Regions from separate parts of the Homo sapiens genome. Here region 1 is linked to region 2. A link is a contact called in ENCODE Hi-C or POLR2A ChIA-PET data. All regions are on one chromosome and are shown on one strand. Each heading gives the region's core, a stretch centred on a gene start or an enhancer-like site at or near the end of the contact. The rest is flanking DNA. Distances are from core to core; before and after follow the strand shown. Region 1 has its middle 49 kb from the start of GNA12. Region 2 overlaps GNA12 (G protein subunit alpha 12).

Region 1 (7,166 bases), core at 3,617-6,116, 73 kb after region 2:
CGTTTTCTCATGTTTTTTCGCTGCTTGTACGTTTTCTTTGGAGAAGTGTCTGTTCATTTCCTTTGCTCACTTTTTAATGGAGTTTTTTTTTTTTTTTTCAAGAGAGTCTTGCTCTGTCGCCCAGGCTGGAGTGCAGTGGTGCACTCTTGGCTCACTGCAACCTCCACCTTCTGGGTTCAAATGATTCTCCTGCCTCAGCTTCCCAGGTAGCTGGGATTACAGGCGCCCGCCACCACGCCTGGCTAATTTTTAGTAGAGATAGGGTTTTGCTGTGTTGGCTGGGCTGGTCTTGAACTCCTCCTGGTCTGAAGCAATCTGCCCACCTCGGCCTCCCAAGTGCTGGGATTACAGGCGTGAGCCACCGCACCTGGCCTTGTTGTTTTTTCTTGTTGATTTAAGTTCCTTATAGATCCTGGATGTTAGTCCTTTGTCGGATGCATAGCTTGCAAATACTTTCTCCAGATGGGCTCGTTTTGGAGGTGACTTCTGGGCCAGACCTCCCAGGCTCTAGTTTTGTTTCAGGGTCTGTGTTCCTCACTGCTTTGAGCTCTGGAGCAGCCTGTATCTGGCCATTCTCAAGGTCAGGGCTGCCTGTGAGATGGCTGGAGGGGACGCTGCCATGGAGCCCTCAGCCTTTTGTCCAGAGCATGTCCATGGTGGGCCCCGGCTGCTCAGGGCTTTTCCCCACACCAGACCTTGGTCCTGTTGTCTATGGTGGAGGCAGGGCTGGGCTTTCTGGCCTTACTGTCTGCCTATCCAGGACCCTGTCTCTGCAACATTCCTTGATCAAGCACTTCCTACACGCTCCAGGCTCTGTGGATGCAGGAGATTCAGGAGCGGGTTCTGACGGAGAGGGGAGCAGCTAAGCCAACCTTGCCGGCAGACACCAGTGATGAGGTGGACGGAGCGGCCGGCGGTGGTCAGCACTGAGACCCAGGAGGAGAAGAACAACGCTTCACGCCTGGACATAGGTTTGCAGTTTTGAGAACACATCCATTCTTTCAACAACACTTATTAGGCACCAACTGGGTACCAGGCATGTGCATAGCAGTGCCTAGGAAGACAGGGTCCCTGCTCTTTGACATTTAAATTCTGGTAGGAGTTCCCTGTGGCTGCTATAAGGAATCACTGAAAACCAGGTGGCTTAAAACAACAGAAGTGTACTCCCTCACAGTTTCGGAGCCAGGAGTCCGAGGTCAAGGTGTCTGCAGGACCTCCTTCCCTAAAAAGGCTCTGTGGAGGGTCCTTCCTGCCTCTTCCAGTCTCTGGCGGCTCCTGGAGTTGCTTGGCCCATGGCTGCGTCATTCTAGCCTCTACCTCCCTCTTCAGCCTTCTGGCCTTCTCTGTGTCTCTGTATCCAAATCTCCCTCCTCTTTTTTTTTTTTCTTTTTGAGACAGGGTCTTGCTCTATTGCCCAGGTTGGAGTGCAGTGGTGTGATAACAGCTCACTGAAGCCTCCAGCTCCTGGGCTTAAGTGATCCTCCTCCCTCAGCCTCCCGAGTAGCTGGGACCACAGGTGTGCACCACCATGCCCAGCTAATTTTTGTATTTTTTTGTAGAGATGGGGTCCTGCTATGTTGCCCAGGCTGGTCTTGAACTCCTGGCCTCAAGTTATCCTCCTGCTTCGGCCTCCCAAAGTGTTGGGATTACAGGGGTGAGCCACCGTGCCCCGCCTCCCTCCTCTTTACGTGGACACCATCACTGGATTTGGGGACACACCCTAATCCCGTATGACATCTTAACCTGATTACATTGGTAAAGACCCTATTTCCGGATAAGGCTACAGTCACGGCCACTGCAGACTTGGGCACATCTTTCACGGGGAGGTAGTCCGGTCAGTCCAAGAAAACCATGCAGCAGCTGAGAAGGGAGAAAATGCGGAGGCCGAGGCGGGCCTGAGCCCCATACCAGGGGAGGGGGGGAGGGAAGCGGGAGGGGGCAGCAGAGGGAACACCGCCACTAAGGCCTTGCACAGAAAGAGTTTTGGGGACCAACAGGGGGCCAGTGTGGCTGAATATAGCCAGTAGGAGGAAGAAGGTTCTGGAAGGGGCCAGGCCATGTAAGCACGGCAGATTGTTCTCATTTAATTCCAGCAGCAGGGGATCAGGTGCTATGGCTCTCACCTGTTATCCCAGCACTTTGGGACGCTCAGGTGGGAGGGTTGCCCTGGCTTAGGAGTTCAAGACCAGCCTGGGCAACATAGCGAGACCTCCTCTCTACTAAAAAATAAAATATAAAAAAATAAATAATAGTAATTCCAGGCTGGGCGTGGTGGCTCACGCCTGTAATCCCAGCACTGTGGGAGGCTGAGGTGCATAGATCACTTGAGGTCAGGAGTTCGAGACCTGCCTGGCCAACATGGTGAATGAAACCCTGTCTCTACTAAAAAAAAAATATACAAAAATTAGCCGGGCGTGGTGGTGCAAGCCTGTAATCCCAGCTACTCGGGAGGCTGAGGCACGGGAATCGCTTGAACTTGGGAGGTGGAGGTGTAGTGAGCCGAGATGACGCCAATGCGCTCCAACCTGGGTGACAGAGCAAGACTCCATCTCAAAAAAAAAAATAAAAAAAAAAAATTAGCAATTCTGGTAGCTTCCAATGGGAAGGTCTCAATCATCACAGTGACACTCCAATTTGTGTTCCAGAAAGATCCCTCCATCAGGGCGCTCTTCATTCGAATCCATGGATAGAGAATTCAGGGAGTCTGTGAATGTTGAATGGAAAAAAAAAATGACATCTTTATTTTCCCTACCCCCTAATGGAAAGTGAGCATTTCCTTGCCTTATGAATGAATGGAAGAAAAAAAAAAACAAAACTGCAGAGGCATGATGCAGCGCCTGGGACACGTTCATCAGTAGAAACACGGGGGTCTTCCCATCCCACTGCAGCTGCCGCAGGTAGCGTGAAACACCAAGCATGCTTGTCACAACTCCAGAATAACGACAGCTGTTGGCCCCACTGCCAGAGCTTGTTATTCAATCCTGTGATTTAATACATTCACTCACCACACACACAAAAAAGCATGCAAATTACCGGATTACCCATTTGCTCTTTAAATATTTTGATAAGAAAGTTGGCTTCCTTTGCGATCCTGTGTGTTTTATTTCATGCATTTGAAAATGTTATTTTGAGAAGGGAGTCTCTGGGCTTTCAGAGGCTCAGGGGAGTTCATGGTTCAGATGGAGCAGAGGGTGGGGCTGGAGAGAAGCAGGGGATTTGAGGTGTCTGTTGGGGTTCAGCTGGGAACCGGGGATGAGGCTTGGGCTTTAAGCCTGAGTGACTGGTGGGTGGGGATGCCATTGGTGGAGGGGGAAGAGGAACAGGTTTCCTCTTTCCAGGGAGAAAGTGTTGGGTTTATTTTTAAAAATTATTTATTTTTTTGAAATGGAGTCTCCCTCTGTAGCCCGGGCTGGAGTGCAGTGGCACGATCTCGGCTCACTGCAATCTCTGCCTTCTGGGTTCAAGTGATTCTTCTGCCTCAGCCTCCCAGAGTAGCTGGGATTACAGGCGCCTGCCACCATGCCCGGCTGATTTTTTTTTTTTTTGTATTTTTAGTAGAGATGGGGTTTCACCACGTTGGCCAAGCTAGTCTCAAACTCCTGACCTCAGGTGGTCCGCCTGTCTTGGCCTCCCAAAGTGCTGGGATTACAGATGTGAGTCACCGTACCCGGCGGTTTGTTTGGATTTGGACACTGAATTTGGGGAAATCCAAGCAGAGATGCCAAGAGGACCTGGCTCTACTAGGCTGGCCATTTAACAGCTGGGCTGGAGGTGCCTATGTGGGGGTCCCCTTGCATGTGGGGGGGTCCCCTTGCACGGGCTCACTGGGTCCTCACAGTGACTTCCTGTGGCTCGTCACCCAGCCTTTCTAGTGTGACGTTACCTCCCTGGGCTTACAGAAAGCTGTCAGAGAGCTCAGATGTGGCCATTTCCAACCCTGGGGCTCCACGTCATCCCACAATATGGGCATCTCCCAGCCAACAGACACCCTAGGACTCCTCACTGTGAAATCACATGGGATGGCACATCTGGGGGCCCGGCTACTCCATCACCAAGACCCCAGGCCAGGCGTGGTGGCTCATACCTGTCATCTCAGCACTTTGGTAGGCTGAGGTGGAGGATTGCTTGAGCCCAGGAGTTTGAGACCAGCTTGGGCAACATAATGAGACCCTATTTCTTAAAAAAAAAAAAAAGAAAGAAAATTAGCTAGGTGTGGTGGTGCGTGTGTGTGGTCCCAGCTACTCTGGAGGCTGAGGCAGGAGATTGAGCTCAGGAGGTCGAGGCTGCAGTGAGCTGTGATCATACCACTGCACTCCAGCCTGCGTAACAGAGCAAGAACTTCTCTCAAAAAGAAAAAGAAAAAGGAAAAAGAAAAAAACAAGACACCTAATGTCCACCTGGGCCTTGGCTGGTAACAGCCAAGCAGCTAGTGGTCTAAAAGCCTGTGTGTGTGTGTTTCTTTCTGTTTCTCTTTTTCTCTCTGTTCTGTTTCCCCTCTTCCTGTTTCTGTCTCTCCCTCCCTCCTTCCCTGCCTCCTTCTCCTTCTCTCTCCCTTCCTTGGTCCTTCCTCTCTGTGTCTCCTTCTTCATCCCTTCCTCCGTCCCTCCTCCTCTTCCTCTTCTGTCTCTCTGTCTCCCTGTCTCGCACACACACAGAAGCAAATGCAATTTCACAGCCTCATACCTGCGTTCGTATCCCACCCATCATACAAGCTAGGAGGGGCACACAGCGTCGGTCAAAACAACATCAGAACTGAATGTGACATGTAATAAGGAAGAAAGACAATCCTGTATCAGAGACTCATTTCCAGTCACCCCAAGCCGCGTGGAAACTTTCAATACAATTTTTAGCCAAGCACCTGGGGTTTCAAAGCAGACTGTGCTGAGAGGAGAGGGTGTGAGCCTTTGGCCCCCTGTTCACAAACAGCTAATTTTAGTAGCCAAACAAACCAGAAAGCCCCCAATCCTTTCTCCTCTCTCTCCTCCACGCCCCCGCCTCACCCACCTGCTTCCCGGCGCAGCTGCAGCTCCTGCCCACAGCGTGAGCCCCAGCTTCCTGCCAAGGGCCCCGGCTGTCTTGCCTTGGGGCTGCCAGGGAAGGACGATACCGAGGAGTTCAGGGACCCAGGTTGGGGTGCTCCTGTGCAGAGGACCTTGTTGGCACCAGGGGCCTTGTTGACCCCAGGGGCAGTGCAGGAAGTGGGCCATGCTGGGGACCCTCAGTCAGGACCAACCTCTCCATATCTGGGTCTGCAGGGAGGAGGGGCCAGGGCTCTGAGCTGAGCCCCCACATATGTACCAGTATTGGTGGCCCACCCTTCTCATTCTTTTTTTTTTTTTAAATTTTAATTTTAGTTTTTTTTTTAATTAAAAACTTTTTTTTTTTTTTTTTTTTGAGAGAGAGTCTCACTTCATCACCCAGGCTGGAGTACAGTGGCGAGATCTGGACTCACCGCAACCTCTGCCTCCCGGGTTCAAGCAAGTCTCCTGCCTTAGCTTCCTGAGTAGCTGGGACTACAGGCACACACCACCACGCCCAGCTAATTTTTTGTATTTTTAGTAGAGATGGGGTTTCACTATGTTGGCCAGGCTGGTCTCAAACTCCCAACCTCAGGTATCTTCCCGCCTCCACCTCCCAGAGTGCTGGGATTACAGGCGTGAGCCACTGCGTCCGGCCCCCACCCCTCTCATTTTTCAGCACTGCCTCCTGAGCACCTGGGAACTCCAGTCTTCCTGAATTTTGTCTGACCTTGACCTCTGTCCTTGGACCTGATGCACACCTCAGTGAAGCTTGTACCAAGTAAGCCCTGAGGCGGCCGTGAGAAGCCCTCGAAAGTTCCCCTGTTCATTATTATAGTTACTTTTAGAGACAGGGTCTCACTCTGTGGCTCAGGCTGGATTGTACCATCACGGATTACTGTAGCCTTCAACTCCCGTGCTCAAGTGATCCTCCCACCTCAGCCTCCTGAGTAGCAAGGACTACAGTGTGTGTCACCACGCTGGCCAATTAAACTTTTTTTTGCAAAGACAAGGTCTCACTATGTTTCCCCGGCTGATCTTGAACACCTGGCTTCAAGTGATCCTCCCACCTCGGCCTCCCAAAGTGCTGGGATGAGAGGTGTGAGCCACTGTGCCCAGCTGGAGGTTTCTGTCTTCAGATCTCAGCTCTGTTCCCAGATGTGAGACCCCCCTGAGCCTCAGTTTCCCCATCTGTAAAGTAGGAATGATGGTCACCAGGGGAGCAGGTCTGTGCTGGGTTTGTAAACACCAGGTGTAAATGGGCAGGTGCATGGTAGGTACCCTTGTCTGCTGGAGGGGACCGTTCTCTTTGCCTAGTTTGGAGGTCACCTTCAAGGTTAGAAGACCCAGAGGCCTCAAGCAAAAGGAGCTGCAAGCCCCACTCCGCTCGCCCAAAGCGGGCACTCAGAGGCATGTGTGCGGCAGTGACGGTAATGGGATGTGATGGGAGATCAATGGGAACACAGGCAGCTGCCTGGGTAGGGCTGTGGCTATCCCAGCCCTGGGGTTGCTGCTCTAGTTCATCAACAGAGATCTGATAACAAGAGGCCAGGCCAGGTGCCGGGGCAGGAGGGGAGCTGCCGATGGCAAAGGGACTCAGGCCCGTGGGGAGGGGGAGCCCTTTGACCTCTTAGGTGAAGCACTGCTAGACCCAGCTCCCCAGAGGCCCCCCACCGTGAGCTGGCCATGGGCAAAAGAGACGTCTGCTTTCAGTTTCTGATTATTACTATTATTTTTTGTTTTTGAGAGGGAGTTTCGCTCTTGTTACCCAGGCTGGAGTGCAATGGCGCGATCTCGGCTCCCTGCAACCTCTGCCTCCCGGGTTCAAGTGATTCTCCTGCCTCAGCCTCCCTAGTAGCTGGGATTACAGGCGCTCGCCACCACGCCCGGCTAATGTTTGTATTTTTAGTAGAGACGGGGTTTCAGGTTTCACCATGTTGGCCAGGTTGGTCTCAAACTCCTGACCTCAGGTGATCCACCTGCCTCGGCCTCCCAAAGTGCTGGATTACAGGCGTGAGCCACTGCACCCTGCCAGTTATTTTTAACACACAAAAATTCAATGAAATCCGTGGATCGGGAGAAAAGGTAGGTATGACCTGAGGAAGGGTTGCCCAGGGAGCCGTCCACTTGCCCTCTCGGCCCCTCCTC
Region 2 (7,501 bases), core at 4,046-6,545:
TGACAGTGAGAATGATATTGAAGCTAACATTCACTGAACACCTACTCTGTCCAGGCACAGGTCTAGCACACATTAACTCATTCAATTCTTAAGAGCGGCCAGGAGACATCCATGATTACTGTCCCCATTTCACAGATGAGAAAACTCAGGCTAGAGAAATGATCAGGAATGTGCAATGCACTCCGGTGACTTCTTACCGCCTCCTCTGCTCCCATCAAGTCAGTCTGGGTCTCTGCTGCTCTTCACTGATGCCCCTGCTCTCATTCTTGCCCACTTCCACCTCCTACCCCTGGAGGAGGTCTACACTCCCCACTTAACAAACAATGACCCTTTTAAAAACACAGTTGGGTCAGTTCAACTCTCTACTTAAACTTTCCAATGGCTTCCCATCATACTCCACTTTATTTTTATTTATTTATTTTTGAGACAGAGTCTCGCTCTATTGCCCAGGCTGTAGCGCAATGGCGCGACCTCGGCTCACCGCAACCTCCACCTCCAGGGTTCAAGCGATTCTCCTGTCTCAGCCTCCTGATAGCTGAAATTACAGGCACGCGCCACCATGCCCAGCTCATTTTTTGTATTTTTAGTAGAAACGGGGTTTCACCACATTGGCCAGGCTGGTCTCGAACTCCTGACTTCAGGTGATTCCTCCCACCCCTGCCTCGGCCTCCCAAAGTGCTGGGATTACAGGCATGAGCCACCACACCCGGCCCATACTCCACTTTAAATGAGAATCCTTACACAGCCTGCAAGACTGTATATCCTCCCTTACCCCAGCCACCCCATGTCCACCTGCTCTCTCGCCCTCACTCACTCTGCTCTGCCCACACCAGCCCCTCAGCTCTCTCTGTGGAGACATTATATATTTCTTCACTTACTCATTATTTGTCCCTAACCTGCCCATTACGCAGACAACATGGACTCTGACTTTTGGCCACTGCTGTTATTCCCAATGCTGAAAACAGCCCCTGGCACTCAGATGTTTGTGGAACAAATGAATGAATGCAGCTGATCCAAGGTCACTCAGGATTCTGGTCTAAGCAGTTTGGTTCCAGTATTAGGACTGGGGAGGAGAACGGAACATAGAAGAAACATCTAAAGTTATGACAAATGTTGTCATCTATTAATTGTGAATAAGGAATTCTTTGTTAATTATCATCTCCTCCTTCCATTCCTCCTTCCCTCCCTTTAGTTTTATTTTTAAGTCTCCATAAGTACACTACACATGAATTATTAGTTCCAAATGTATTAGAACACCTGCTTTCATAGTTAGGAAACTAAACAAAAAAAGAAGAAAAAGTACTAGCACACTGTAAGATTGCTCTTAATGTTTCAAGTGGGACTGTAGTTCACTATAACGTATTAAAATTAATTCAATGAACACGGAATGACTCCCTACACAGCTAACAGGCATGTCAGGGTTTTGTAGGTTCTGGGGGGAGTCATCATTAAGAACATCAATTATTTACATAATAGTGTAATTCTGCCATTAAAAAACTGGCCATCTGACATAGAACAAAGTTTGTTTACCACATCAGTACTGACATCTGGGGGCTGGGGAATTCTGTTTTGGAGCGCCTCACACACTGCAGGACAGTCAGCAGCATCTCCAACCATCAGATGCCGGCGGCACCCATCAGTGTCACAACCAAACACGCCTGCAGACGCTGCCAAATGTCCCCCTGGGGAGCATAGTCTCTCCAACGGAGAACCACTGATTAGAGGCTAGACAAACTACAGCTTGTAATAAAGAAAATACAACTTATAATAAAGAACAGGAAGCCTGGTGCGGTGGCTCATGCCTGTAATCCCAGCACTTTGGGAGGCCAAGGCACACAGATTGCCTGAGGTCAGGAGTTCGAGACCAGCCTGGGCAACATGGTGAAACCCCGACTCTAATAAAAATACAAACAATATTTGGGCATGGTGGCGTAGCCCTGTAGTCCCAGCTCCTCAAGTGGCTGAGGCATGAGAATTGCCTGAGCCCAGGAGGTGGAGGTTGCAGTGAGCCGAGATCGCGCCACTACACTCCAGCGTGGGTGACAGAGACCCTAACTTGAAAAAAAAAAAAAAAAGCAAAGGACAAACGAACAAGGGAGGGAGGCGACTCAAAGTGGCCTCTCCCACAGGTTTCGCTTGCCGTTTTCACTTACTCTCTCTGACCAGCCTCACAACCCTTTCATGGTCCCCTGTAACTAGAAGGCTGTAAGGCAGGCCACAAGCCCGTGGCACGGGCAGAATTCTAAAGATGGCCGGGGGTATTCATCAATTGGGAACCTAGGTGAAAGGTCTTTGCAGAGGTAATTAAGGCTACCAATCAGCTGAGCTTAAAATAGGGCGATTATTCTGGATTACCCTGCGAGCCTGATGGAGTCACCAGTCCTTACAAGCAGATGTGGAAGGTGGAAAAGTCTGGCAGGTTCCTTGTGAGCCGCTCGCTGCTGGTTCTGAGTTGCAGGGGCTGCAAGCAAGACTGGAGGGAGGCCTCCAGGAGCCGAGGGAGGTCAGAAAAGAAACCGGACCTCAGTCCTACAGCTGCAAGGACCTGAACCCTTGCCACAACCTGAATGAACTTGGATGCCGATGCATTCCCAGAGCCTCCAAAAAGGAACACAGTCCGGCTGGAACCTTCCTGTTAGTCTCATGACACTCAGGGCAACCAACTGAGCCACACTGTGCCCAGACCTCTGACCCAAGCAACTAGGAGCTAACAAATAAATGTTTTAAGTCCCGAAGCCTGTGGTAATTTGTTACAGTGGCAACAGAAAACCAAAACAGCTGTGGAGGTGTATGTGACTCATTACTGAAAGGTGAGTTTATAAGTGAGAAACACAATAACCAAAAGCAGTCCCCTTAAGAAATTCCCTAGTCTGCATAAAAGACAAATAATCCAAATTAAAAAAATGGGCAAAGGATCTGTATAGCCATATCTCCAAAGAAGATACGCAAATGGCCCATAAGCACATGAAAAGATGCTATACCTCATTCACCATCGAGGAAAGGCAAACCGAAAACGGGATGGCTGGAATTCAAAGGACAGATAAACACAAGCACGGTTAGACCCCAAAGACGTTATATTGGTGGGAACAGAAATGTTGCGGCCAATTCAGAAACACTCGGGTAGCTCGTCAAAATGTTAAACATAAAGCAACCATTTGACTCAGCAATTCCACTCCTAGGAATACACCCAAGAGAAAACATGTTCACACCAAAACCCGCACATGGATGTTTATAGCAACATCATTCATAACACACAAAAGATGGAAAGAACCTAGATGCCACTGACTGAGGCACGGATAAACAAAACGGGGCGTAGCAAAAGGGAATGCTATTCGGCCGCTTAGAGGGATGACGATGCCACGCTACAGCATGGATGAACTTTGAAGAAACGATGCTAAGAAGTCCGTCGCAGAAGACAACATACTGTATGATTCCATTTACATAAAATGTTCAGAAAAGGCAAATCAACAGCGTCGAGAGAAATCCACGGTGTCGAAAGTGGGCTGGTGGCCGCCCGGGGCTGGGGCTGGGGCAGGAGGAAAATGTGCAGTGGCTGCAGGGTTTCTTTCTGGGGTGATGAAAATGTTTTAAAAATTGACTGTGGTGATGGCTGCACAGCTCTGTAAATAGACTGAAGTCCACTGAATTGTAGGCTTTAAATGAGGGCATGGTATGATATGTGAGTTATAGCTCAATAAAGCTTTTTTTTTTTTTTTTTTAAGCTGAGGCCAGGCATGGTGGCTCATGCCTGTAATCCCAGCACTTTGGGAGGCTGAGGTGAGAGGATCGCTTGAAACTAGCCCAGGAGACATGCAAAACCTATCGCTACAAAAAAATAAAAAATAAAATTAAAAAAGCTAAAAAATTGAAAAAGAAAGTCCCAAGCGCTGTAAAGCACAGAGCACGGAAGTGACACACAGTGTGGCAGCTGCTTGTTGTCCAGACCTGCCCCACCGGCCAGTCACCAGCTCCTGACTCACTGACCACCCTGGCCTCTGCCCTGTAATCTTCCAAAGAGGAAACTCCAACTGTGTCTTTTAAAACTTTTTACTTTAGAGACAGGATCTCACTCTGTCACCCAGGCTGGAATGCAGTGGTGCAATCACAGCTCTCTGCAGCTTTCAAGCTCCTGGACTCAAGCCATCCTCTTGCCTCAGACTCCCATGTAGCTGGGATTACAGGCATGCACCACCATGGCCAGCTAATTTCTAAAAATTTCTGATAGAGATGGGATCTCACTATGTTGCTCAGGCTGGTCTTGAACTGCTGACTTCAAGAAACCTCCTGCCTTGGACTCCCAAAGTGCCAGGATTACAGGCGTGAGCCACCGCGCCCGGCCTACATCCATGTTTTCATCAACATGGACAAAACTCCACAGGAATCACTCCCATTTCACAAAAATGTTGTCTAGGTGAAAGATGCCAATCAATTATTCTCTGGTTAATGTTCTGCTTATTCTTGGCTTAAGAATTTTTGTGATGACGCTTAGATTACAGATGTTCTGCAAGACAGGCTGAGAAACAGAATCATTCCAATCACTCCTGCTGTATCCTGAGGGGAGACTCTCCGCCTGTTCAACACAGGGACACGCTGCCTCCCGTGGCAAGGTGACTGTCTTGCTGCTGACTCGGGCAAAAAGACCATGAGAATGAATTCACCAACCAGGGTTCCCTTCCCTCGTAAATACTGTGAGAAAATGGATGTCAGTCTCCAGCTGACCGCAGAGAAATCACGGCCAGGTGTTGGCACTTACAGAGAAGAATGAATACAGAACTGCTTTAATCATCCACTCAGGAAACTCCCCAATTGTATCAATGACTCTATATAAGGAAGCGAGGCTTGCAACTCCAAACGAACTCACTGGGTGGCCCCAAGCAAAACAATTCACCCCAAACGGTGTGCCCTATGGACAAGAGAAACTCCTGCAGTTATTCTATTTTCTCAGCTCCCTGCTCCTCGTTTTCCTCCACCTTAGCAAGACAGTGATGAACAATGCTAGGTAAGCTCTTTCCCTTCCTGTGGCAAGTCTAGTAGCAAAGGGCTAGTTGCCAGGAAACATGAGGTTACACCATATTCCTGCTTAGTGGAATCCTGACCTTCATGTTACTAAAACATGAAAAATACTTTGTTTACAAGATCATCAATATTAAAATTTGGCTTTCAAGTTCCCTAAGACCTTTTTCCTGTATTTATTACAAGAATTTATTTATGCATCCAACAAATACTCAAATGCCTACTATGTGCTGCCATGGTGCCAGGCCCTAGGGACACAGGGGAATCAGACCAGGCCCTCGCATGCCCGCCCAGGCTGACATTCCAGGATGTGATGACTAGAACTATGTAAAATGTGATATACACATCAACAAGGGTGATTCAGATTACCACCAACATTTCTTAACAAACCTAGCTAAAAAACGTTAGAATGTGCTTAGCCTTCCCATTCTCTTTTAACTTTTTATCTAAACCTACAAATTCTGAAGCTTCTGTGGGAAGCTATGCCTCCTCCGAGATGTTGTTCTTCGTACGTTTTCAACCATACAGCGGCAGCGACTGGAGTGGTTGTTTTGCATGTCAGGCTTCACTGGGCAATTTCTTCAGAATTCAGAGATCTACCTACTGGAACTAGCATCTGTAGACAGTCCAGTAACTAAGAGTGGTAGTTCTGAGTTAGGTGGGCCTGAGACCTGGCACACTCTTAACCTCCCCAATCTAAGACATATCTTATGGAAGTCCCCTTCTCAAACCCTGATAAAGATTGAAGGGCCAAGCGTGGTGGCTCTCGCCTGTAATCCCAGCACTTTGGGAGGCCAAGGTGGGAGGGCTGCTTGAGCCCAAGAGCGTGAGATCAGCCTCAATCAACAAAAAGAAAAAGGACTGCAAGCCCAGGGCAGGAGGACTGCTTGAGCCCAGGAGTTTGAGACCAGGCTGGGCAACATAGTGAGTCCTTGTTTCTACAGAAAAATTAGCCAGGCGTGGTGGTGCGTGCCTGTGGTCCCAGCTACACAGGAGGCTGAACTGAGAGGATCACTTGAGTCCAGAAAGTAAAGGCTGCAGCGAGCTATGATCGCCCCACTGCACTCCAGCCTGGGCGACAGAGTAAGACTCCGTTTCCAAAAGAAAAGAAAGATTTAAAGACAATGACTTGGAAAGGAGTTGAAGGAGATAAACACTCAACCCCCTCAGTCCCTAAGAGAGTCTGCTCAGCCCCCTCCTAGATGTGATAAAAAGGTGCTCCCTAGATTCACTATCAGTCCTCTGCCCATTCCCTGGCCTCCCATTACTGGAATTCAACATGGTTTAGGAGATTAAAGACACTGAGTCTTTCAGGGACATTACAGTTACCAACCACTCTGATGGCCTTGAAGAAAGTAACTTTAATTCTCAGTAACTATTTGTATATTATTTGTAACTAAAAACGTGGGGTCCGAGGCATCATCTATGGCAGGCTTTGTTGGAGGGCCTTTTCCAGGCTTCCTGGTGTAGTCCAGAGACGGCCCCATACCCTGAAGAACCCTTCTGTCTGCTTCATCCAGCATACACACAAACCCAAGGGACCCCGCCTTCCCCAGCTCTACAGAGACAAGAGGGAACTATTTATATAAAAAGGCTACTTATCTGACTGAAGGCTGATAGCAGTAAGGGCAAAAGCGTGTTCTGACACTCCAACTTCAACCGCAGCCCCAATTCAGGACTTTGACGGCATATGCAGGAGGAGTGCTTGGGGAAGGTAACAGGAACAGAGGGCATAAGGAAGAACAAATGAGAACCTTCAAGAATTAGACAATCATTCTTTGGTCTTTCAAGCATGCTAATAATAACCCTCTGCAGATTTAGAAAAATAAAACTGTTCGGGAAGAGGCCAGTCGTTGCTTAAAAGAATTAGAACAATTCGTTCAATAAGCACTTAGGAAGTGTCTGTTACAAGCTGGAATACAGGAAAAATAAAAATGCAATACTCAATGTCAAAGGATCTTTCATTCTAGTTGGCTAGGCAAGCTAAAAAAAAAATTAAAAATTAAAAAAGCATGTTGCAGACATAATAAAGCACAAACTACCTACTAATATCTATAAAACCCAATGCAAATGAGTAAACTTCATAGAATAAAGATCATGCAGTAAAATTACTTAGAGAAAGAAGCAATGTCTTTTCTAAGACTCTTTTTCCCATGAAAATAATGCGCATTCTAGAAAACAGAGATAAGGGCAATAAAAATAAATCCCCTTTAATTAGAGAGAAACGCTCATTACATGTTAGTGTCATTACCATATGCCACCACCATTCTTTTTGCTCACATTCAAAACATGGTTCCTAAAAGATAGTTGACTCCTTTTCCAGTTGAACAGATCACACCCATGTCTGCCTGTCTCAAAAATGGTATTTTCAACATCAACACTTTCACAACATTTCTAGGATCTGACCGCTTCCCAGCATCTCCACTCCTAACACGCTGGTCCCACAGATCAGGATGACAGCCTCTCACTGCCCCCACGTCCACCTGGT

What was found. Hi-C counts contacts between places; a loop is a spot of excess contacts on that map. ChIA-PET counts read pairs that join two places held with the same protein, here RNA polymerase II (POLR2A). Pooled maps may share reads with other maps.
Region 1: a loop to region 2 is called in a map with no recorded cell type, with 9 times the contacts of the local background. The contact joins two enhancer-like sites. A Hi-C loop is called at or near these places in 4 of 37 single-sample maps with no recorded cell type and 2 of 50 pooled maps. POLR2A ChIA-PET finds 5 or more read pairs at or near these places in 4 of 52 experiments (A549, GM12878, WTC11 and 1 more).

What each region holds. Positions count from the first base shown.
Region 1 is chr7:2,889,810-2,896,975 of GRCh38, forward strand. No RefSeq gene overlaps it. Among named protein-coding and RNA genes, the nearest start is that of GNA12, 49 kb to the left of the region's middle. RefSeq lists an enhancer at 7,064-7,166. Within about 2 kb of position 4,867, at least 5 of the 41 ENCODE cell types and tissues checked have a DNase peak (open chromatin) inside an H3K27ac peak, as active enhancers do; they include GM12878, where a contact is called at or near this core.
Region 2 is chr7:2,816,701-2,824,201 of GRCh38, forward strand. The region is part of intron 1 of GNA12 (G protein subunit alpha 12); the gene reads right to left. Among named protein-coding and RNA genes, the nearest start is that of GNA12, 24 kb to the right of the region's middle. RefSeq lists enhancers at 4,307-4,996, 4,997-5,686. Within about 2 kb of position 5,296, at least 23 of the 41 ENCODE cell types and tissues checked have a DNase peak (open chromatin) inside an H3K27ac peak, as active enhancers do; they include GM12878, where a contact is called at or near this core.